Regions from separate parts of the Mus musculus genome. Here all the other regions are linked to region 1. The links are chromatin loops, found by intact Hi-C in ENCODE. Cell type or tissue: left cerebral cortex. All regions are shown on one strand.

What was found. Peaks named below come from ENCODE experiments on the same cell type or tissue, not always from the same donor. Only the 100,000 strongest peaks of a DNase experiment are listed, where the experiment ranks them.
Region 2: a loop joins it to region 1, with 3 times the contacts of the local background. A loop is called at or near these places in 4 of 42 quality-filtered maps.
Region 3: it touches region 1 in a loop (2.0-fold over the local background); 2 of 42 quality-filtered maps call a loop at or near these places.

The regions. Positions count from the first base shown.
Region 1 is chr1:36,249,992-36,257,991 of GRCm38, forward strand. Gm39625 (a long non-coding RNA gene) reads left to right here. Exons shown (of 2, transcript XR_865343.3): 2 at 459-551. Among named protein-coding and RNA genes, the nearest start is that of Gm39625, 9.7 kb to the left of the region's middle. In left cerebral cortex, CTCF peaks have their summits at 3,042 (motif pointing left), 4,837 and 6,447 (motif pointing right); DNase peaks (open chromatin) are centred at 3,024 and 4,829; H3K4me3 peaks cover 243 bases.
Region 2 is chr1:35,845,490-35,853,489 of GRCm38, forward strand. No RefSeq gene overlaps it. Among named protein-coding and RNA genes, the nearest start is that of 1110002O04Rik, 20 kb to the right of the region's middle. In left cerebral cortex, a CTCF peak has its summit at 1,258 (motif pointing left); DNase peaks (open chromatin) are centred at 1,237, 4,540, 4,797 and 5,305; H3K4me3 peaks cover 494 bases.
Region 3 is chr1:36,156,148-36,164,147 of GRCm38, forward strand. It overlaps Uggt1 (UDP-glucose glycoprotein glucosyltransferase 1), which reads right to left. Exons shown (of 41, transcript NM_198899.2): 29 at 7,074-7,263; 30 at 6,058-6,216; 31 at 5,529-5,614; 32 at 3,795-3,879; 33 at 1,961-2,049; 34 at 1,253-1,354; 35 at 80-164. Among named protein-coding and RNA genes, the nearest start is that of Mir6897, 16 kb to the left of the region's middle. In left cerebral cortex, no CTCF peak of the experiment used is centred here; DNase peaks (open chromatin) are centred at 4,361 and 6,766.

The sequences.
Region 1 (8,000 bases):
GTCTGCTGTCTTCTTATCAGGAGCTCCCTGAATCGAAGTGTTTGCAGATGTTATCAGAGTTTCCCAGCTCACCTGAGGCTTTTAGCTCCTCAGCCCTTAGCTCCAAGCCTAGGATCCACCCACCACCTAAACAGATTGGTGCTATCAGCTATGTATAATACAGTACTCCGGATCTGGAGGCAGGAGAATCGGAGTTCAAAGCCAGCCTTGGTTATGTAGTGAGTTTGAGGTCAGCCTGATACATAAGAGACCTTGTCTCAAAAACTAAAATAGGGAGCTAGGGAGACTGCTCAAGCGGGGAAGAGCACTCGCTGCTCAAAGCTCACAGCAAGAACTGGTTTTCCCAGCACTCGCAGGGCTGGCTGCTCACAGCTGTCCATTTCCTGGAGAGCAGATCTGGGTTGTTGTTGTTGTTTTTAATCTGTTTTGTTTTGTTTTTTTGTTTTTTGTTTTTGCAGGCACCATACATGCAAGTGGTTCACATACAAACCACCCAGTCAAAGAACCCGTACACATAAAATAAAAATAAATCTTAAGAACAATGAAAAGAAGCTGGGAGGTGGTGGTACACTCCTTTAATCCCAGCGACTGAGAGTCAGAGGCAGGCAGATCTCTGGTCTACAGAGCAAGTTCTAGGACATCCAGTGCGACACAGAGAAACCCTGTCTCTAAATAAATAAATAAATAAAATGAGAAGGTAAGTACTAACTATTGCCCTATAGACTGTCTTACTTTTTTTTTCCCACAAAGTCAAACTTAAAGTCCTGCTGCAGCCCATCAAGCACTGTGATTGAAGGAAGGCACACCTTTGCCCACCTCAGCTACCAGATTAAGACACTGTTTTCTGTTTAGTTCTGCCTGGGCAGTTTAGATGGAAACGGGCAGGACAGTGAGTGCCTCGTGCATCTTTTGTAAACACTTGGGCAATCTTGGATGTAAAACAGAAGGTCTCGTTCATGACAGAGAACAGAAGCCCTGAGAGGCAGGAGTCTCAACTCTGCACTTTATTTACATTGGTGACTGCAGCTTGTCTTAGTCAGGGTTCCTATGAAACAGCATGACCAAAAAGCAAATTGGGGAGGAAAGAGTTTATTTGGCTCACATTTCCATATCACTCATCAAAGGAAGCCAGGAGAGAAACTCAAACAGGACAAGAGGCAGGAGCTGAGGCAGGGGCCACACACAGGTGTTACTTACTAGCTTGCTCAGCCTGCTTTCTTAGAGAACCCAGGTCCACCAGCCCAGGGATGGCACCACCCACCATGGCCTGGGCCCTCCCCCATTGATCACTAATTGAGAAAATGCCTTATAGCTGGAACTTATAGAGGCCTTTAGTCACCTGAGGCTCTTTTGTCTCCTTGACTCTAGCTTGTGTCAAGTTGACACACAAACCCGGATCTGGAGGCAGGAGAATCGGAGTTCAAAGTCAGCCTTGGTTATGTAGTGAGTTTGAGGTCCATATTCTAAGAAACAACATTGGAAACAAAGTCACAGGGAAGCTGGATTCGTGCCTGGGAAACGAGCTCAAGCTCGCTGTCTGGCCTCCTAATTAGAACATGGATAAGGCCCTGTTAAATAAGCTATGGGAAGGGAGGCTCCGCAGCTGGACCTTGGACACAGCTGGAACTGTCAGCCTCACACCTGGTGCCCGCAGAGATTGCTGTGTCTGCTGGGAAAAGCCACAGCAGGGGGCGTGGTTACTGAATAACAAAGGACCCAGGTCCTCTGAGACACCGAAGTTTGCTATAGCAACTCAGTGATATTAAAATGATGTGTGTTTGGACTTCTGGGTACAGCTAAAGAGCACGGGGCTTGCTTAGCCTCCGTGAAACACCACCCCCCACCCCCACCCCCCCAACCCCCACCCCGCTCCTCTGTACTATGGGTGGCGGTAAAGTGTGGTTTCTCTGGAAAACGGAAGCAGCTGAGGGGGAGCTATGAATTTGATCCAACACAAAATTGTTAACTTGCATGAAACATTATACAAGGGTTTCTTTTGACATTTCTTTCTTTATTTTGTGTATGTGCTTGCCCATGCAACCTGCACATGTGTGGAGGTCAGAGGACCACTCATGGGGCTCAGCTGTCCACCTCCTATGTTGGTCCGCGGGATCTAACTCAGATAGCAGGTTTGGTGGCAAGTGCCTTTACTTCCTAAGCCATTGACTGACTGACCAATTTAGATAGTGCTATGAGGCCAGACCCTGTCATGGAACTAACAAAGCAATTGGAAAAGAAAAGAAAGCAGGCGTGCAAAATATGTTTTTAAATTACTGACTCTGTGACTGGTGAGATGGTTCTAGGGTGGGGCAAAAATACAGATTCAGCAGTCAGAAGTCTATCTGGTTGTGACCATCAACTAGATGAATACTGGCGGTGACGAAGCTTGAGGGGACCAGATGGCCTGCATCCCAGTCTTCCCGGCTAGGAGATGGCTCCATGTGTAAGATGCTTGGCGCACAAGTGTGGAGTCCTGAGCTTGGGTCCCAGCACGCAGTTAAGAGTCAGGCATGTTGTATGCTTGTAACCCCAGCACTAGGGGAAGAGACAAGCATTTCCTGGGGACTTGCTGGCCAGCCAGTCTAACTAAACAGCCCGTTTTAGATTTAGTGAGACAGCCTCAAAAAATAAAATAAAATAAAAAATGAAAGTGGAAAGTGAATGAAGATGACGCCCTGAAGTCCACCTCCAGCCTCTACACATGTATGACCACACCAGTGTGCACATATCCACGTGCAAACCAAATTGATTGATTGATTGATTGATTGATTAAAATGGACAGTCTTACCCAGAGGTGACCAGAGATGATGTATGAAGCTTGTTCTCAAGGACTGCTGGTCACTCGGAGTTTCCATTGATCCCCATGGCTCACAGATTATCATCCTCTGATGAGATACGGCTTCTCCTCCTCCACAATGTGTTACTTTTGTGGGTTACCAAACCATGTCCATTCGTTCACATTTAGACTCTTGTCTGAAGGAACAGATACGATGGCTTCTTGTCTGTGTTCCTAGGGAGCCCCCTAGAGGCCAGAGTGAGTAACTGACACAGGGCTAGTGGAGAACCCAGCACAGGGTTCTTCCCGGCTAAGTAAGCCCTGAGTGGGGTTGTTTGGGGAAGATTTAGTTGTAGTCCTTACCCTGACACCCGAAGGCAATATTTTCTGTTCTCATGAGAGTTTATGATTCCTCCAGGTGTTCAGGTACCTAAAGGAAAGTACTGTGTACACGAGGAAGTCAAAGAACTGACCATCTTTGGTGTGAACAGGCAAGTGGGTGTGCATAGGTGTGCAGTGGCACACGAGAGATTCTGTGTGGCCATCAACAGGGCAAAGTAGATACTAGAAAGGTGAAAAGGTATCTTCTATATTGAGGACTTTGTGTGAGGCTGCAGAATCTGTTCCTGAGCCAGAATTCCAGAATTCACATTCATTCATTCATTCATTCATTCATTCAAACATTCGTTCATTCTCTCTCTCTCTCTCTCTCTCTCTCTCTCTCTCTCTGTGTGTGTGTGTGTGTCTGTCTGTCTGTCTGTCTGTCTGTGTCTGTATGTTTAGAAGCCAGAGGATGTCCACATGTGGAAAACTCAACTAACACTTTTTGAGACAGTGTCTTTATTGTTTTCCACTATGTGGACCAGGCTAGCCAGCTTATTAGTTTCTGTGGATTCTTCCATGCCCACCTCCCATTCTCCCATGGGGCAGTGCACTCCTGCAGCCAGCTTTATGTAGATTCTAGGGAAAGGAACTCAGGTCATCACAGGGAGACAAGTGTTTTACCCGCTGAGCATTTCCCCAGCCTCCACATCCATGACAAACTCTCAGTGGCAGCTGGGACAGAGACACAGCTCCATTCTGACACTGTAGCAGAGTGAAGTTCTTTTAGGGACTTCAGCTCCACTAAAATTGGATCCCCGGAGTCATCACAGGGAAGAACTTCAGGACAAGACAGCATGAAGCAGAGCTAAAGTTTATTAAAAGATGTGTGTGTGTGTGTGTGTGTGTGTGTGTGTGTGTGTGTGTATTCATAGGGAGGGTCTCTAACTGAACCAGGGGCTACCATATTGGCTAGGCTGGCTGGCCGGCAAGCTTCACTGATGTTCCTGTCTTGGCTCCCTGCTCCCATCAGCACCAGGGTTACAAGTGTGGGCAGCCATGTTTGATTTTCACCTGGATCCTGAGGATTGAACTCAGGCCCACATGCTGGCACATGGAGATCTTTAAGCCTGTTTTTCTTTGGTTTATTTTTGAGACAGGGCCTTACTGTTAGCTTTGGCTAGCATGGAATTCACTATGTAGACCAGGCTGGCCTCAAACTCACAGATACTCACCTCTCTCTGCTTCTGCCTCCTGAATGCCAGAACCATCCCCTCCCCCCTCATAAATAAGATTATAGGATGACTCTGGAGGCACCTTGGGTAGGTTCCAATCTGATTAAATAAAATCAGGATACCTAAGTTGGTACAAAAGTTGGTATGTGTATTTTGTTGCAAATGGGGTTTCTGATGGATTCCTAGAAATTGCCAGGTTTACAGGTGAGGAACGAGAAAGGTGTAAGGCATACTGCAATTCCTGATTCTCAGGTGGTGAGAAAGGTCACCCAGAAGCATCTCCTTTCTCTTCCCATGTCCCCAGCCTATCATCCATCCTGCCTCAAAACCATAAAGGGTTTATCCTGAGGCAAAGGGTCTGGAGTCTTGGCTGGGACTCCAGATCTCAACGGTACTGAGGACGGCTGTGTGGCCTCAGGCAGGTCAGACACAGCCTCTGAGCCAATGGGACCTTCTCTGCTCCTTCTGCCGCAGAGGAGCACAGAGAAGGCGCCGCCTCCTGGCTCACGAGGGAATTCCTCCCATTCCTTCAAAGGGAGATGCAGGGACACTGGTCAGTGGTAACGAACTGGGAATGGATGCGACAGTAGCATGCCGGTCCCCTTCAGTCAGACGCAGGAATCTGGCCTTCCGCGTCCATCCTTTTCTTGTGGACTTCTGAGCTGAAATTTCCAAGCAGCTTCCCTGAAGCAGGCTGCCAACGCGCGCTGTAGTGCGGGGATCCAACTGGGGCCGAACACCACATGAGGCTGGGTTGTGAGGAGAGCAGGGGTTTTCAAGCATCTCTGCCAGACACCACCTAATCAAGCCACGGGAATTTCCTCAGTCTGAAGGAAAACCCCCCCGGCAGTCCCGGGCCCCACCTGGCCGTTTCCTGTTCACGCCACACTGAGAGTCCTGCAACCGGGATTTTGCTTTCCTTTCTCTCTGCCAAGTATCCTCCAAAGGATGATTAACAAAACACCCCTGTTTGCTTTGGTCCGCTGCCCATCCAACCCTGCAACCTAGAAATCAAGCCGCTTTCAGGAAAATGAACCTTAACCAGTGGTTTGCCTGTCACCTAGCACGCACAATGAGACACCAGGCCTGGAATGGGATTAGCACCCAACAGTGGCACAGTCTTGAAGCTGGCTCGCCTGAAGACTGAGAGAACAGCGAGCCTCCTGGTCCTGCTTTGGCTAGGTTTGTTACAGAATTTGGGGGCCACAGTCCGTACTTCAAGAATCCAAGTTCAGCCACCTATCCTTAAGAACGCAATTAGAACAGCCAAATTAATAGTAAAAGGCTGAAAAGGGAGATTTATTCAATGTAGTCACATTGGGAAGAGGGGCCTCAGGTCCATTTTGGGGGTCCTGAAATTATATTAAAGTTTAAATAAAAGGCTAGGGGTGTACATATCTAGGCAGTTCAGTGTAGTCCTGCCTACCATCGACCCCCAACATGTCTGGGCTTCGGTCTCATTCTGTGTAATGGCCTGACAGATTGTTAGAATTGTGTGGAATCTCTAGGATAAAAGCCCCACCTCTCTGCCCCTTGTCTCTTTCCTGAGGAAATTCCCATCTTGCAGATCCTTTGTTTCAAGACTCTGATGCTCAGACGGAGAGACGCATCATTTCAGCCACGCTGGTTACAGGCTGACCTCCCTCCCGCCTCGCGACTCCCACATGGCCCCTCTCCATCCCCACACTCGCTGCCCTGCCGACTCTCTAAGATAGCCATTCCTCCCCTCTCCATCTTCCTGGCAGCCGCGGGGTGCAGGACCGCCACTCCGTTGCTCCCACTCCGGGCTCGCGTTTGTTTCTGCTCCCCCTGCTCTTCCTTCAGAGTAATGTGGAGGCTTTAGTTTGGTTGATACATTTTTTTCCCCTTGAGATATAACTCACAGACCATAATCATCGTCATAAAAATGTGCCAATGGCAGTTCACTGTGGTGGTTCGCACTTGCGATCCCAGCACTTGGAGGCTAAGGCAAGGGGATAGCCATAAGTTTGAGGCCAGCCTAGGATACACAGTAAGACCCTGCCTCAAACAACAACAACAAAAACAACAACAAAAACATTTTAAAGATTTATTTATTTATATACAGTGTTCTGCCTGAATGTATGCTTGTGGCCAGAAGAGGGCACCAGATTACACTACAGATGGTTGTGAGCCACCACATGGTTGCTGGGAACTGAACTCAGAACCTCTGTAAGTACATCCAGTGTTTTTAACTTCGGAGCCATCCCTCCGGACCACAGAAACAAAATTTTAAAGTAACAATTAAATTTAGTGGCTTCAGTGCCATTAAATTTGAACAGCCACTGTTCCTTGTCTCATTGTGAGACCTGAACCCTTGGTTTTGTTCTTTTGAGACAAGGTCTCTAACCCATGTGGATCTCCAACTTACTTCGTGACTTTGAACTTCTCGTCCCCCTGTCTCCACCTTCCTTGCTGGGTTTGCAGGAGTGCAGCACCACGCCAGGATTCTGTAGCGCTGAGGACTGGCCCCAGAGCCTCATGTCTGCTAGGCAATCGCTGTAATGAATGCTGTTTAGTTTTTATTGCCCATGTTTCCCTCAAACCCAGCCCTGGCCACCACTAGTTTCTGTGTCTGTGCTTCCTATTATAGATATTTATGTGCATGGATTCATGGAACTCCTGACCCTTTGTTTTTTATTTCTATATTTTAAGATTTATGTGTGTGTTTTGCTGCATGTATGTGTACCATGTGTGTGTGTGTGTGTGTGTGTGTGTGCGTGCGTGCGTGCGTGCGTGCGTGCGTGCGTGCCTGCCTGCCTGCCTGCCTGCCTGCCTGGTGCTCAAGGAGGTCAAAGATGTCAGTTATCTTCTATATCTGGAGTTACAGATGGATGTGAACCACCATGTCAATTCTGCCAATCAAATGTGGAGCTTTCTGCAAGAGCAAACGTTCTCAACCTTTGGAGCCATCTCTCCAGCCTCATTTATTTTTGTTGTTGTTGTTGCTTATGTGTGACACATATGTGGGTGCTAGAGGGAGCTGTCAGTCCCCTAGAGCTAAAGGTAAACCGGTTATGAGCCACTTGACATAGGTGCTGAGAACTGAGTGTGCTTTAAACTGCAGCTGCATCTCTCCAGCCCCCATGTGGCCCTTGGTGACAGACTTCCTTCTCTCAGTGTGTGCCCAGGGCTCATCCTCAGAGCACGAGTCAGTTGTTCCCACAGTTGTGTTGGCCAAGCAATACCCCACTGCTGTGGTTCCGGCATTGCTCCACCGTCTCTTTATCGGCTGGTTCACATTTGGGTGTTTCCATCTCTGGGATACCGTGAAGGGATGGTTCTTCTCTGAACTCTGCTCTGCGTGGGTATGTGGTTTCAGAACGATTAGCAGAATGGCTGGCGTATATGCTAACTACACTTTTTGAGGAATCAGCAGAGTGTCTTCCAGAGCGAATAACCTTATTTCTTAAACAAAATATGAATGCATTCTCATCATAAGAAAAATGGCATTGCAGTAAAATGCACATGACCATTCAGCCACTCTCCTCTCTTTTCCCAGTGGCACCTTTCACTTTGTTACACATTAACACGTACCTGCAAGTGTACCTGCATGCATTACTCTATGCATCTTAATCTACATGACATTGACTATATACCACATTCAGGATGCCAGAAACAGGGAAGCCAGATCTCACGGCCCTAGTTGA
Region 2 (8,000 bases), 400 kb before region 1:
CACACACACACACAGAGTCTACAAGAGGATTCCTCTAAAGGAAGTGTTATAGATGAGAAATGCCAAGTTTACAGAGGCTGAACAGCTTTCCCCAAGTCACCAAGCTAGCAAACCGGGACAAGGCCCAGATACCACAAGCCCCACATCTAACGATGATATGTGGGAAATTAACTCCATGTTAAGTGAGCAGAGCAACAGTCATCCCATTGTACAGATATGGAAACTGAAACTCAGTGGCATGCGGCCCACACAGAACTTGAAAACTTCACATGCTAATTCACGCCCCAAAACTGGACATAATAATAATGTCTGCTTGGTAACTCTCCTACTGAGAAGGGAGGCAGAGACAAGTGGATTCTTGGAGCTCACTGGCCTGCCAGTCCAGCTTAAATAAATGCCAAGCCTCAGGTCCTCATGAGAGGGCCAGTCTCAAAGACCAAGGTGCATAACTCCTACAGAACACCTGAGGTTGGCCATTGGTCCTCACATACATGGAACACACATGTGTACCTGCATATACATGAACATATACACATGCTTGCATGTAAATCAATACTAGAGTGTTGCTCATGTGTGGTACATTATCTGTGTTCTTGCCCTAGGCCACCAAATTTTAAGAGTAGGAGGTAGGAGACCCATTCAGCACAGCTGCTCTGTCAGGAGCCAGGGAGATCGGTCCCCTCAGCCTCCCTGTCTTCTAGTAACAGAGTATTCGCTGCAGCTGGGTTCGCCCACAGCTCTTGCTACTAAGTATTATTTCCAACGAAACCCTTGTAAATTGATTTGTAGGAGAGGGGGTGATGGAGAACAACGGGAGGCTGCAAACATTGAATTAACGCCAAAATAATCTAATATGTCCAATTTTGTATTCCTTCCCTACAGTTAATGTGTGCAAGCAAGTCATCGGCGCTTCGGTTTTTGCACATCTATCTCAACAGGAAACAGTGGAACTGTGATAATAAATGCATTATCTAGATAAATGGTTGCCCGTCAGAGTGAACTGAGAGGAATAGGTTGTGTGCCACTGTTGATCTGCAAACAGAACAGGAAATTCACTTTTCTCTTGATCCCTGGTTGTTGCAAGCTTTTGGAATTCCAGAATCGGTAGGAAGGGGAAGGAGAAGTTAGGACTGCAGGAGAGGAGGCAGAGGAGGTCTCAGGACAGCCAGGCGATAATGATGCCTCGGGCTCTGTGTCCCTGAACCTGACCTAGTTGCAAACTAATCTTTGATCTTCCCCTCTAGCGCCCTCTACAGACCCTAGCCTGCACCTACCCCAGCCAAGCATCTTGAACACTTCATCTCTCCCTTTCCAGCCCCAAGGCCACATGTCCCCAAGGGTTCTGTTGGAGCAGCCAACCAAGAAGTCAGCCTCTCCTCACCTTCCACTGATCTAGCCTGCTCAGAAGTGCTTACCATGGAGTTTCATGCTGAAATCCCCAGTGGCTTCCTTTTTCTACCCTTCCTAGGACTGCAGAAACTTCTTCCTCTTGTGAGTCCCTCTGGAACTCTTTTGCCTTAGGCACCTGAAAATAGGTTGTAAGCTCTTTGAAAGCAGGAGCTTTGTCTGAATCACCTATTTGTTTCTCTGCACCAATTATATATAGTACCTTGGATTCTGGGAGGCTGGGGTGCTGGGGGATGGTTGGATATACAGGTGGAAAGTAGGTGGATGTGTAATGGATGGATAAGTAAATGGATAGATGCATGGGATGGATGCATGCATCTGTATATGGTGAGTGCATGGATCAATGGATGGATACATGATGTATGCATGCACAGATACAAAGATGGCTGAAACTATGTGTGTTGACAGTCAAGCAAACAAATGAATGGTAAATTGATAAGTGTATGAATGAATAGTTGAGTTATCAAGAGATGGATGCATAAAAGAATGGATGCAGTTAGATGAACGGGTGAGTTAGGTGGTGGGCAAGCATCAGGAACATAGCTGCTTGGAAGGAGAATAGAGTGAGGACCAGCATGAAGGAACAGAGATCCAACTTGTGCTTTCTGCCTTGAATTCCCTGGGGACCCTAAGAAGTCTGTCTGCATTCTAAGCAGCAGAACAGATTTAAATATGTCACTAGTGCTGAGATGTGTCATTCCGCAAAATGCTTCCCTTGCAAGCATGAGGACTTGAGTGAACCCACTAGAATCACCGTTAAAGGCAGGCATGGTGGTGTGTATTTGTAACCCCAGCACTGGAGAGGTAGAGAAGGAGGGTAGCTCCCTGAGACTCACTGACTGGCCAGCCAACCTGAATCAACCAGATCCAAGTAAAAGGTGACTGACCCTGCCTTAAAAAAAAAAACAAGGTGGATGATACCTGAGGAACCACACCAGTACACACATACTCACACCCACATACCATATGCACACACACACACACACACACACACACACACACACACACACATGTATACACATATGTGCACATGGACATGCATGCACACACAGATACACATACACATGTACACAAGTGTGCACACATGTATAGACGCATGTACATGCACACACATGTGCACACATACACATTTTATAAAACTATACCATGAACCTCTGGGGAAGCTCATAGGTCACATCATCCTGCCGTGTCCAACTCCATGACAAACCATGGTCACCTTCCACATCAGCCCGCAGCTCTGTTTTCAGGGCCCAGGGCCTGGCTCGGCCACCATTCTAGGCTCTCGTTCTGTGGGATGAGACGATCTCCCTCTTGGAGCCCCAGCTGCCTTTGCCCTGTCCTCCTGTAGCTGCCATGACTTTGCTTTTGGGTAACGTACACTGTCTCGACCACAGAGCCCTGCAGCCACGGTGTTAAACACCAAATGTGCCTGAATCTAATGAGGTTCCTCCTTCAAGCTGGGCCACAAAATCTCACTCTGTGCCTATCTCGCTGCAATCACCCTAGGTCGCCCCACATCGTCATTTTGCTCATAACAGCATAATTAGAAGTGTCAAATATTTTACAGTGCTCACAGTGCATTTGATGTAAGAGTATCCCAATCTTACATCCTGGTATCCGCACAGTGAAACCATCACTGAGGCATGTCTTCTCTTAACAAACTGTGCAGGCTCCAGCAACCACCATAATCTTTCTAAAAATGTCTTTTCCTTGGTACTTCGTTGCCTGATAATAGATAATCAACTCTAGGATATACAGAGAATAACTGAGTGAAGTGTTTAAGATCATATACAGGCTTAAAATTTTACTAAAACCTAACCCAAAACACCCATATTTAGACCCAAAGCCCCAAGATGAGTCAGCACTTCAGGTGTCAAGTGAAACCCTATTTTCCCAGTTTCTGACTCTACAAAGGCAAAAGTGGTTACTATTCTACTTATATCTGAGGTCCTTCACTGTAAGCAGGGCAGCAGTAACAAGGCCAGAGTGTGGTGGGAACCAGGAAATGTCATTCATGCATGCACGTAGTTGGAACCAGGAAATGTCATTCATGCATGCACGTATTGGTCGCTTTTCAAATTGCTATTTCAAAATCCTTGACAAAAATGAAAAGATTTAAAAAAGGACAAATTCATCTGGTCACGGTTTAAACGCACAGTGCAGCGTGCCTGGGAGAGCAGGGTAGCAGGGCTAGAGGCAGCCCGTCACACTGGACACAGAGCCAGCAGGCAAGCAGAGGGATGCTGGCGTGTCACTCACTTCCTATTTTTTATTCAGTCCGGGACTCTAGCTTATGGCATGGCACCACTCACCTTGAAGGCAAGTCTTCCCAACTCAACCCAATCTACAGGGTCCCTTATAGACGTGCCCAGAGGTCTGTTTCCATGGTGATCCTAATTACCACCAAGTTGGCAATCAAGATTGAGTATCACAAGGTGCCTGCCTCCTTTGGGTGTTCTTTAAGTAGCGATGGATGATGTCTCCCAAGTCCACAGCAAGCTAAACATCTAGGCAGAAACAGGTTCTAGTATACCTCTGTTACCCTCTCCTAGCAGAATAGCCACCATGGAGCCAATACACTACCAAGCATCTCAAAAGTGAACTATATCCCTACTGTAGCTGGGAAAACATCAAAAGTCAGCATTCAAATAACATTTTCTTCCGACCACGTATCACTTGTGATCTGCCATACAGTCAAACCATCATACACTGGAGATGTCTGGACCGAAAGGTCAACGTTCCCCTTCCATTCTGCATCTTGAAGGGGGACGTGCTTATTATTCCATTCTAGAAGAAGCCAAGCTGTCTCGGGATATTGAATCTGAGATTCTGAGACCAGACATGGCACAGTGAAGCCCTGAGCTATTTTTAAAACTACCCTCTTGACTAACTGTGTACAGTACTAGAGTTTGGATCTTATCTATCCCCTAAAGGCTTGATCTTGGCTTGATCACCACAATGGCACTAGTGGGGATTTTAAAAGTGAAAGCAAAAGGGGGAGTTGTGTGTGTTGTGTATTGCAGAAATCAGACCTTCAGGAAAACAAATCGAACCCAGAGAGCTGGAGAGCTCATTTTTAAATTATGCCAGCAGGTTCAGCTGGCAGACCGTCTGAGCTAAAGCTCTGAGGAGTTGGGCCCTGATCCAACAGTTTTTCACTATATTTATAGACTGTACGGCATCACTTTTTTTTTTCCTTTTTCTGTCATTGGTGGGCTTAGCGTATGTGATTAAGGATCACGATTGAGCATATTTACTGAAGGAAAACTGACATGGCTGGAACAATTACTTTGCAACTGTTCGTCTAAGGGCGCGCAGGGTAGCGGGTGAGGGGACTGCTAGCTGATACAGGAAGTAAGCAAGTTTACAGAAGCAAAGTGCCACACATGAGACGTAGCTGCAAGTGCAGCAGAGATTTTTAACTCATTCTGAGCCCCCTCATCCATGGTCGGTCACGATACGTCCTTTAAAGGCTAGCTCCTCCTCTTCCTGTGATACCCTAGCCCCTCCTCTTCCTGTGGAATTCTAGCCCTCCCCCTTCCTGTGTCTTTTTTTTTAGGGGTGCTGTGGAAAACAGAGAACAACCTTAGGCCTCATTCCCCTGAACCACCTTAGTTCTGGGGATGTCTTACTGAGACCTGGAACTTGCCCCGTTCACCTGGGTCAGCTGGCCAGTGAACCCCAGGGATTCGCCTGTCTTCTTTTCCCCAGCACAGGGATTACAGATGTGTCCCACCGTGCCTGATGTTTTTGTTGTTGTTTGTTTTTTTTTGTTTTTAAAGAGGGTCCTGGGAATTGAACTCAAAGCACAGATCAGCCACGCTTGCAAGGCAAGCCCATTGAGCCACCTCCCCTGCCCTTCCTGTCTCTTTTGAATGCTAGTCACAAGGAGAGCAGCTTTGTTCGGCTCCACACTCTCCACTGTGCTGTGCTGACTCAATGATTAGAGAGTAGAGCCTGCAAAATTCAGAGGGAAACTGACTGAAGCTTTTCTTTGCCACGGTGATGGAGAGATGGCAACACACCCACCTACTCACTCACAGTCCCCGGATCTAAGGTTGTAAAACAATAGAAATCGTGACCTAACACATCTAGACACCCCAAAGAAAGGAACAGGGAAAAAGAAGAGTTAACAAGTCTGGGTACAGAAAACCGGTTTAAACCGGGGTCCTATCTGTACAGTGACAGCACTTAGTGGCCCTGCCCATTTATGGACCAGCCTGACTCCATCTTAAAACTAGAGGGTCAAAGTAAGGTCATTCCTGTTTTCGTAAAATTTGGGGTTGACCTATTTTCTGGAATTTGACACGTTCCACACCCTATACCCTGACCTCCACCCCAATAAGATAATATGTTCTGCCAAGTATTTTGAAGCGTTCAGCCAAGTTCCTACATAACCAAAATTCCTCTGGACCCCCCCCCACACACACACACACAACCCTTGAAAAGCCCTGGTAGTTTGGGGGTTATATAAACCCCATGGTCTCTATGTTCACTGCTATTTCCTCAAATCCCTGCTTTTAGGGAGACAGCTCTGTCTGAAAGAAAATAAAGCTTGCTTAATTCAACTAAAAGAATTTGGGTAATGGTCTTTACTCGCGTTTGCTGGAATTAAGGATGTCCTCCCTAATGCCCTGGCCTCAGGCTCCTTTCTTCCCTTCCCCAGCCCAGTAGCATATTAACCCTAGTACTTTACCATCTCTCTCCCTCCTTCTTCTTTCCTTCTTTCCTTCCTTCCTTCTGTATATGTGCAGGTCACACAAATGTGTACACATATATGTGGTGGTCACAGTATAACCCTGGGTATCCTCCTTCCACCATCCACCTTGATTTTGAAGACAGAATCTCTTACTGCACTAGAACTTACCTGGCATGCTAAACTGGCTGCCAGCTAACCTCAGGGATCCACCTGTCTCCGCCTACCCAGCACTGGAACTACAATCACATTCCATCATGCCCAGCTTCATTGTATTTATCTATACAGGGGCCAGATATAGCGGGGTTCCAGACCTCCTGCGTGGTGCTTGTGGTTGAACATGGACTACAGGAATATGAAAAGCTTGCAAGGCATTAGTTGGGAACTCTGAAGCTATGTGTTGAATTCTTGACTGGACCAGCTGAGGCCCCTCCGCAGTCTCTGCCTGAACCCCACTCTCACCCTGTCCACACAATCCTGATTCACTTCTCCTGCAATCAGCACTCTCAGACCTACCTCTCTGGGTCTGTTCTTGGACCCTGACCTAAGAAGTGTGGATATGCAAATGATGAGAGTTTCAGGGACACCACCACCACCCCTCCAAGAAAGAACACTAAAAATGAAAGGAAGATAAACAAAACAAAACAAAACAAAAATCTGACCTGGGTGAACTTGGGGATTTCCTGGGTCTGTTGTATACCAAGAAATGAGACCATTTCATTAGTTCTGGAAACAGTCACATACAGTATCACTAGGACCTAGGAAACAGTGATGAGATAGCTGTGTTCTGAAAGGTCCTGACATCCCAGGAAGGAAGGAAGGAAGGAAGGAAGGAAGGAAGGAAGGAAGGAAGGAAGGAAGGAAGGAAGGAAGGAAGGAAGGAAGGAAGAAAGATCCTAGGCCAAAAGCTAGATCAGGATGCTAAGGACATTGGGATGACAAGTCTGACCGTGAAGGCTCTCTCGCCCTGTGTAGATCACTCCATATGCTTGCTCAGACAAGGTCTCCATTGCAAGTAGAAGCCAGACACACAGGTCTGGTGAGGTCAATAGGTCTTAGCTCCAAACTGCCACTCTCTTTACAGAGAGAGTCTGGTTAATGCTGGACACAGCACAGGACCTGAGTGGGCTGTGTCCCTCAGCCACTGATTGCCTTTAGAATTCCAGAGATTCCTTCTTCTTTTCTGAACACATGGGTTTCGCGAACTGTATCCCCACGATGACCCGGTTACCTTTGCATGAGTAGAATTCACTGTTTCATTGATGGCATCCCCTTTACCCCAAGAACAGTGGAACAAAGTGCCATGTCCAAAGTCATGAGGTAAGGAAGAGCCAAAACCTGCACAAAGTCAGGGCTCATCCTAGAACCCAGGATCCTCACCCCAGACACACAGCCTGGAATGCTGTGACCCAAGGCCACCCTAGCCAGGAATCTTGTCAAAGTCACACTGTCAGCACAACAAAAATTAAACCCAAGACTAAACCCCTCAGAAATATGCCAAGCCACCAACAATAGGGCTTCCTAGATCTTGTCCTAGTAGTTAGATGGGTGAAAAGCCCTTTGTAATTTTCTGTAAGAAATAAATGTCTGTTGTAGAAAGATAAGGGAATTCTGGCACACGCAGTGGTGCCTTCTGATCTAGCTCCTATAAGAACAGTATGTTTATTCTTGCCCTTGGAGTGGGTATAATATCTGGCTCCAATCAGCAACCTGGCTAAAACTGGCCAGTCAAACTCCAACTTAGTCAGCAGTGTCAGGACCAGTGTCTGGAAGGAGTTTTGGATACTGGGACCCTTATGGCCTCTGTGGGGGATTACACTGTTATGGGAGCCGTTGGAGAGCTTTGCAGAGACCAAACCCTGGGAGCCAGCAGGCTTAATGCCCTGCCCTTCACAGC
Region 3 (8,000 bases), 94 kb before region 1:
GATAAAACAAAGGTAGAAAAGAATATGTTACAGTGTTAATATTCCCTTAACAAGGTTTTCCTTTTCCCTATGAACAAACCTTAAATGTGGGGGACAAGTAGTTCTTCAAGAACCAGAACTTCACAGGAGTCTTGGTATTCTTCAGGACTGAGAGCATCATGATGCTGCCAAACAAAACAAATAATTATTTCTCAATGCTTTTTAACCTCAGCAACATTAAGCAGAAGGAACTCACAAGATTGACAGCAGAGCCAACCCATTGTTCAGTTAGGCAGAGACCTTCACTAATGGGAAAGTATACATATACGTACATAAAGATGTCCCTGGAAGAGAGAGGGACAAGGAATTCCCTGTAAGTATACCCCAACAGATAGAGGCAAACTCTAATTATGCTGTACATTTAAATGACCCATCTCATCAACTGACGGTGAGTTAGCTAGCACTGGAGATCATAGTCAGGACTACAGCACTCTCCAAACCAGTGCTCAGGCACAGCAACATCTGGTACTGAGCAAACGGTGCACACATGCACAGCCTCTGTCGAGAGCCTGGAGAGACTGGAGTCAGTAAGGGGAGGGCATGGGCTCAGGAAAGTCATTGCCACTGTCATTAGTTTAGAGCAGATATTTATTGGAAAAAGGACTAGAAATTAACCAAATGACATTGTTTTTATTATTTTCTATATCAGATTTATAATGAAAACTAAAAGGACAAACAGCTGTGAAATTGGGACAATGGCTTTCAAGTAATATGTCTTCAACGCTGAGCTCCCAGACACCCTGAGACCTCAGGATTCCACAAAGGGATCCCGAAAGCCCTCCCCTCTTAACCACATCAACAATGTCAAGCAATGATCCGTCCTGCTTCCAGTTGCATGACCTAGACAAACTCCTTCCATTTTAATCTCAGTTTGCAAGCAAAGCTGTTCTCACATAAACCTAAGGTCTGGCTTTAAAGGCCTGTGGCTCTGCAGAAGATGGCCAAGTGTTACACAGTTTCTGTACTTTCTATGCCAATTCTCTAGCTTCTGGTTTATGCAATATTTGATGGCCAAAAAAATCAACAACAGTCTATAAGGTGTGCATACAACAAATAGAACTGTATGTGGTAGGCTACCCACAGCCCTCAGAGTACTTTGTGTGTGTACACACACACACACACACACACACACACACACACCATAGCAAGCAAATCCTTTCACTCAAAGAATACTATAACAAATCCATTTACATAACAAATAGTGAAAACTAACCGAAGAAATCTTTCGTAGAGATGACCAGATGCAACAGAGAAAATATTGATTATGTCATCTTTATCTTGCTTCACTTCTTCAGCCTTCTGTCCTGAGAAGCCCCTGTGATGACATAATTAAAAACAGCACTTACATGTGGGGCTGACACAACCTTTCAGGAGAGGAAAGGGACAGTGCCTGAGCCTTCCTGCTCCAGAGGTAAGACTTGGTGGGAGCACCAGGGGATACTGGGTGGGAGCACCAGGGGATGCTGGGTGGGAGCACCAGGGGATGCTGGGTGGGAGCACCAGGGGATGCTGGGTGAGAGCACCAGGGGATGCTGGGTGGGAGCACCAGGGGATGCTAGGTGGGGCACAAGGAAAAGGAGGTAATAAGGAGGATGCTCCCCAAAGGCACCCGGTCATTGAGGAATACACAGAACACAAGCTACTCCAAAGAACACAGCCGTCCAATGACCGTCACCTCTGCCAGCAGTGGGCCCCACCAACCACAAGGGAAGAGAGCACACCAGAAGCTCCCTCCGTGGAAGAACACTTTCCTTCTCTTAACCGAAAGGGAAGCATTCCTCTTCTCCAACTGAAAGGGCTTAATCTAGCTGCATGAAGTGGTTTGGAAGCCCAGAAAAAATTACCATATTGCAAAGGATGCATGGTTCACACCTCTGGCCCTCCCTGTACATGTAAGCTGTTCACCATGATGCCGACTTACCACTTGAATGAGTCCCAGAATCCAGACTCGTTCTCATTTGTCCCATCACTCAGCAAGTCTTCATTAGCCATGTCTGCCTTCTTCTGAACCTGCAATTGTATGTGACAGGTCTGACAGGCGCAAACCTGAAGTGCACTGGCAACAGGAAACAATCAACCAATTCTCCTAAAGGGGACCCCACCCAGACTCTCAGGACTGTGGCAGTGCGTTCATCAGAACACTCACGTTAAAGCCTTCAGGGGCAAGCCAGCCATCTCTTTGAATTGTACAAAGAGCCAAAGACCAAGCTCATAGAAACAGAGGGAGTAACCCAGAAGACAACTTCTCTAGCTGACAACTTCAAGGGAAGAATGCGGCCCACAGGAACCATTGAGAGAGGCGCATCAGGTGGTCCATGCTCAGGACTTCTACCACAAAAGATTCCCTGCAGCAATCACCCTCCTGTTCAGCCTCGCAATGGCTGACTTTAGGTTTTACCATGTGTAACAGTTACTTATCCTACAATCATTTTACTTTAGGATTTCAAAATGCTGAAGAGAAAGAGAGTAAGAAAAGACTAAATAAAATCACCTGTTTGTATTCTGTGTTTGGTTTTGTAGGCAGTGTCTCATATCATTCAAGATGGCCTCAAACTCACTATGCAGTCTAGGCTGACCTTAAATTCCTGATCCTCCTGCCTCTAACTCCCCAGTTCTGAGACTACAGGTGTGCACCATCCTGCCTATAAAAACTATAATCTTACTGTTGAATTGCCAGTGGAATTTCCCACAGTCTTCTGAGACTAAAATACTAACTCTATGAATTGTGGGTATGAAAGCGCCCAAGCCAGAGCTGGAGAGATAGCTCAGTGGTTCAGAGCACACTCATACAGCTCCCCCAGAGGACCTGAGTTCAGTTCCCAGCAACTATACTGAATAGTTCACAACAACCTGTAACTCCATTTCTAAGAGATACCAATGCTCTCTTGTGCCCTTCACAGGTATACGAGTGTCATATATTCACATAAACACATTTACATGTGTATAAATAAATAAAACTTAAAAAAAAAAACATGGCAAAGCTGAGCCAGGTGCAATGCCTTTAATCCTGATACTTGGGAGGCAGTCAAACATATCTGTGAGTTCGAGGCCAACCTGGTCTACATAGCAAGTCCCAGGTCAATCAGGGCTTCAGGGCTAAATAGTGAGACCCTGTCTCAATCAGAATGGAGAGGGGAGTACACAAAGTCTCTGTGGGGACATTTTGCACAAAATGGGACTCTGAGATTACCAAAAGTGACAATCTGTTGGCTGAAGAAAGCTAGAATCTTATCTTCACTAAGACATTTTTCTTAAGCAGCATCCCTAGAACTATTAAAACAAACAACAACAAAATCCAAAAGCCAACCAACCAACCAAAAGCCACTTCCAAATGGAATACCAAAATGACTTCCAAATGCAGCAGTCCTACTTCATCTAATGGAGACATTCCAAGCCCCTACTGGATGCATGAACTCTAAGAGTAGAGAACCCTGTATACATATTACAGCTTTGTTCACTCTATTTGTACTAATGCTTAATTGGTAAGTTAGGCAAGGTAAAAATCACAACAGTAATTAACACAAAACAGAACATTAAAACAGTGTCTTAATGAACTACCGCGAGAGGGCTCTCCTAGCACGGTCACAAGTGTTAGTACCTCCGACAGCGGCTGCCACGGGGGGACTGCTGTCTGTTCCCTGACAGTGGCTGGCCACGGCCACAGGGGGGGACTGCTGTCTGTTCCCTGACAGTGGCTGGCCACGGCCACAGGGGGGGACTGCTGTCTGTTCCCTGACAAAGCCGAGCAGACTCACCTTCACTTTGATGATCTTGCTCTTGAAGTTATTGAGGATGACAACAACGTCGTTTGCATCAGGAGGGGAATCTGTACCATCATGGCTTAGAGACAAGTAAGACAGAGAAAGAAATCACAATCCCAAAATGCGGTAAATACTCAGACAACAAGATGGGCTGTGCTTGCCCATCTTCATTGTAGAAACACTTTTTAAAACCAACAGTTTCCTCACAGTCTGAAAGAAACACCTTTACAGGACAAAGAAGTGTTCCTGGAAATCTCCATCTCTAGGCTAGGGACGTGAGCTGACTTCCTTCCTACAGCAGGCAAACATCAATGGGCTCTCAGGCAGGACAAGCACTGGTCAGATCATGACAAAGCTTGTCCGCTCACAGTCTGCACACTCAGGCCCATCCCTGGAGCCGCTTCTGCTGTTTAACTCTTGGCAGAGTGTGGTGACTCACACCTGTAACCCCAACAGGAAGCAGCAGGGAGATCAACTGCGATCAAAGCCAGCCTAGGCTACAGTGTGAGAGGCGGCACAACCAGCCAAGTTTAGAGCACAGACTCAATTCTGTGTCTGGTAGGAAGCCCACAGTGCAGCCGCTCTGGTCCGAGGCCCACAAGGCAGAGCAGGACGACTGTGAGTACTCGCTTCCTCCTCATCTCACTCTCCAGGCAGCAATGTGAGGAAGCCACTGCATGTGCTGTCACTCAGCAGGCAGCAAAAGGAGAGGAGAAAGCTGGCGCACAGAAGATTCCAGAATCACAGGCTGTCCATTTGGGAAGCCTCGGAAGACAGGAACCCTAGACAGCAGAGAGGACGGCACCACAGCCCCAGGCAAGGAAGAAGATGGACAGGGCCCATAGAAGAAACATTCTGTGAAGCCTTCTTGGGAAAATAACTGAATCAGGGAAAAGCCTACTATTTACAATAAGGACATTACTATAGCACAAAATTCTAAGTTATTGAATAAGAAATCTGCACAAGCTAGGTATGGAGGCACACGCCTGAGGTCTCAGCTACAGGAGACTAAGGCAGAAGACTCACTTGAGTCCAGTTCAAGCGTGGGTGAGAGAAAAACCAAAACCAAACCCACTAAACCACACTGCTTCTCCATGTCAAGTAAAAGGCCATGAAGCCAAAGCAAATACACACATTAGGCTGTTCACAGAAACCATAATGAAAACCATTCCCTACACAAACTGGCACAGAACTAAGGACGAGTTTAAACTGTGTTAAACAGGATAGAGACCACATTTTTAAAATGGTGTTCTGGGGTTCGTTTGAACTTTAAGACAATTCCTGTCACTGACAGGCTGGTGTAGGAGTACGCCTACACAACTGCAGCCCAGGGACCAGGACCGACAGTCAGACTACACAGTCAAAGCTCATGTGTTCTGTGCATGTACAAAACAGCCGGGGTCATGATAAACACCTCCCATCAGCGTACTGAACAGGACCGACCCTGCTGTTTCCAGTCAGCTCTCATCAAGTGGTCAGAGCTCCTGCCTGCTATCTGCATCCTTCTGATAAGAGCTGACAGGGAAAGCAATGGAGAACAGACCTCGCTCTGATCAGCACTTAGACCCCTTGCTAACCAACCCATCCCCTACAACTTCTCCCACACTTACTCTTCTGAGAAGCTTGGCTTTATCATGAACTCGACTATAACGCACGATGCCTGGGGTAAGCCCAGATAATGCGCAATTAAAGCTCAGTCTCTACAATGAAGCCGTCTCCTTGTCCTACCTGTAGATCCTATAAATGTCATCTGAGCGCCCCTTCCTCAGTCTCAGAATCCAGGCTCCCGGATTGGCTTTGAGCTGAAAATATCCCTAGGACACAAACAGAGTACAGGCTCAGGTCTCTTTACATTTAAATGTTTCTAATGAATGCTTACATTTTCATTTACATGCAGATCATGTATGTGTATATGACAGCCTATCTACCCCATCCCCTCTCATGAACTAGGTACTGAACTCAGGGTCTTATTACCATGATAATTAAAGAAAGTTTAAAAGATAATTAACAAACCAGAGGTAAGTAAAACAAACCAAACCAAAAAACTACCAACCAATAAGCTAAGAGGCAAAGAGCCTCAGCAGGGCAGTGCAGTGGCGCCTGCAGTGCTCCACGGAGAGCAAGCAGGGACTTTACACAGCAGTCCATTGTTAGTTCTATTTCACACCAAGGTTCAGAATGCTAACTGTTCTGTCATAAATTACAGTGTCTAAATAACCATCACGGAAGTTGTACTATCGATAAACTGATTACTTACCAGATTGGCCATCACAATTGTGTCCACAATTGTTGGGTTGGCTGAAGTTCCTAAAGTGAACTGTAGTCCTCGAGGGGGCTGGCCTGTGGTGATGTCGTAACAATGACCTTCTAGTAACAGATATTCCAGCTCATACTCAGCAGCCACTATACTGTCCACCTGAAAGACCAGAGTTAAAGCACATGACACATGTAATTACTGTTACACATGTAATCTGCCAGGTCAGGGCAACAATCACGAGGGGGAAAGCACTGGCTGCCACCGAGGCTGAGGGCTAGAGCTCCATCCTGGATTCTATGACAGAAGGAATGTGTCACAAACCACCCACTACAGCCACGAAGACCACCCGTTGGGTAATGATTTAGACACAGTGTCAGATCAGAAACAGTTCCTAACTGCCGGGGACAACTGGGAGTGGGTATTTGAGGACTGTGATGACCAGATCTGACTAGGCTTGGAAGCACACCTCTGGGCATGTGTGAGGGCCTTTCAGAGAGGATCAATTCAGGAGGAAAGACCCACACTAAATGTGCAGCACTGCTCCGTGGGCTGGGGATCCTGAAATGAGTTAGACAAGAAAAAGGCGGAAGCCCTTGGGACTCTCCTCTCTTTGCTTCCTGGTTGGCACCCAGATCAGGCCACTTCCTCCCTAGCACCACAGGCTGCATTCTTAGGAGCCCTAATGAATGCCCCTCCCTAGCACTGCTTCCTGTCAATCAGGAGAGGATGAGAGGAGTGACTGACACTGACGTGGAGCCGACCAACTCTGAGGACAACCAAAGCTGACTAAGCTGAGAGAGCAAGGGTGGGAGCAGCAGTCCACGCACACACCGCAACTTCTGAGCGGGAAGGCATCTGAATAAAGCAGCTGCCGTAAGGGAGCATCAACGTAAGGGAGCACTGATGTGTGATGTGAGCGCCATCTCCACCACTCAGTTCAGGAATCGCCACTGACTGAATGATGGATAGATTTAACTTATACATGATGCGATAGTCGAGAACAATTACATCCCTACCTCTTCTAGATAAATATTATCCAGATCATATGGTGTTCTGACAGATTCTACCATCCAACTCTCAGGTGTGTTCAGATTCAAAGTAAACAGCGGAGACTGTGGCATATCCAGAAACTTTGCTATCGGTCCCTTAGCAAAGCTGCTGTCTGCAGTGAAAGAAATCTCCGGCTCTAAGACGTAACGGTAAAAGCTGAAAAGAAACGCAAGTGTTAGTTAGGTATTTCTTGATGCAGTCTCAGCGTCCACACAGTGAACAAAACCCTAGGCTTGGACAGTAGCCTTCCAAATCAGGACAATAAGCCAAGCCTTCTGCTGGTCTAATGCTGCCTCCCAGGGCTGCTGTAAAGTCAAGGGAAGGGAGAGGGAGGCATGTAGGAGACCACCCCTTCACACTATGGCCATCGGGGTCACAAGCACTTTATCCTGAGCACTGGCCTCTGAGGAGAAACCTTTGTCTTATAATATGAGCCCTAAGTGATGCTTGTGCCCTCATGCCAGCACTGAGAACACGGTGTGTGATAAACATGCAGTTAACAGTGGGAGCTGGGGCTGGAGAGATGGCTCAGCAGTTAAGAGCACTGACTGCTCTTCTGAAAGTCCTGAGTTCAATTCCAAGCAACCACATGGTGGCTCACAACCATCTGTAATGAGATCTGACGCCCTCTTATGGAGTGTCTGAAGATAGCTACAGTGTACTTACATATAATAAATAAATAAATAAATCTTTAAAAAAAAAAAAACAGTGGGAGCTGCAGCTCGCTCAGTCCTCAGCAAGACAGTTGGAATCCATTAAGAATCTAAGTATAGAACTCTGCCCCTCACCAAGGAAGACATCACCCATGGCCAAGGAAGACATCACCCATGGCCAGAGCATGTGCTAAGCTACTATAGTCACTGTGACTTCCACAAACAGCCATCCCACAGCCA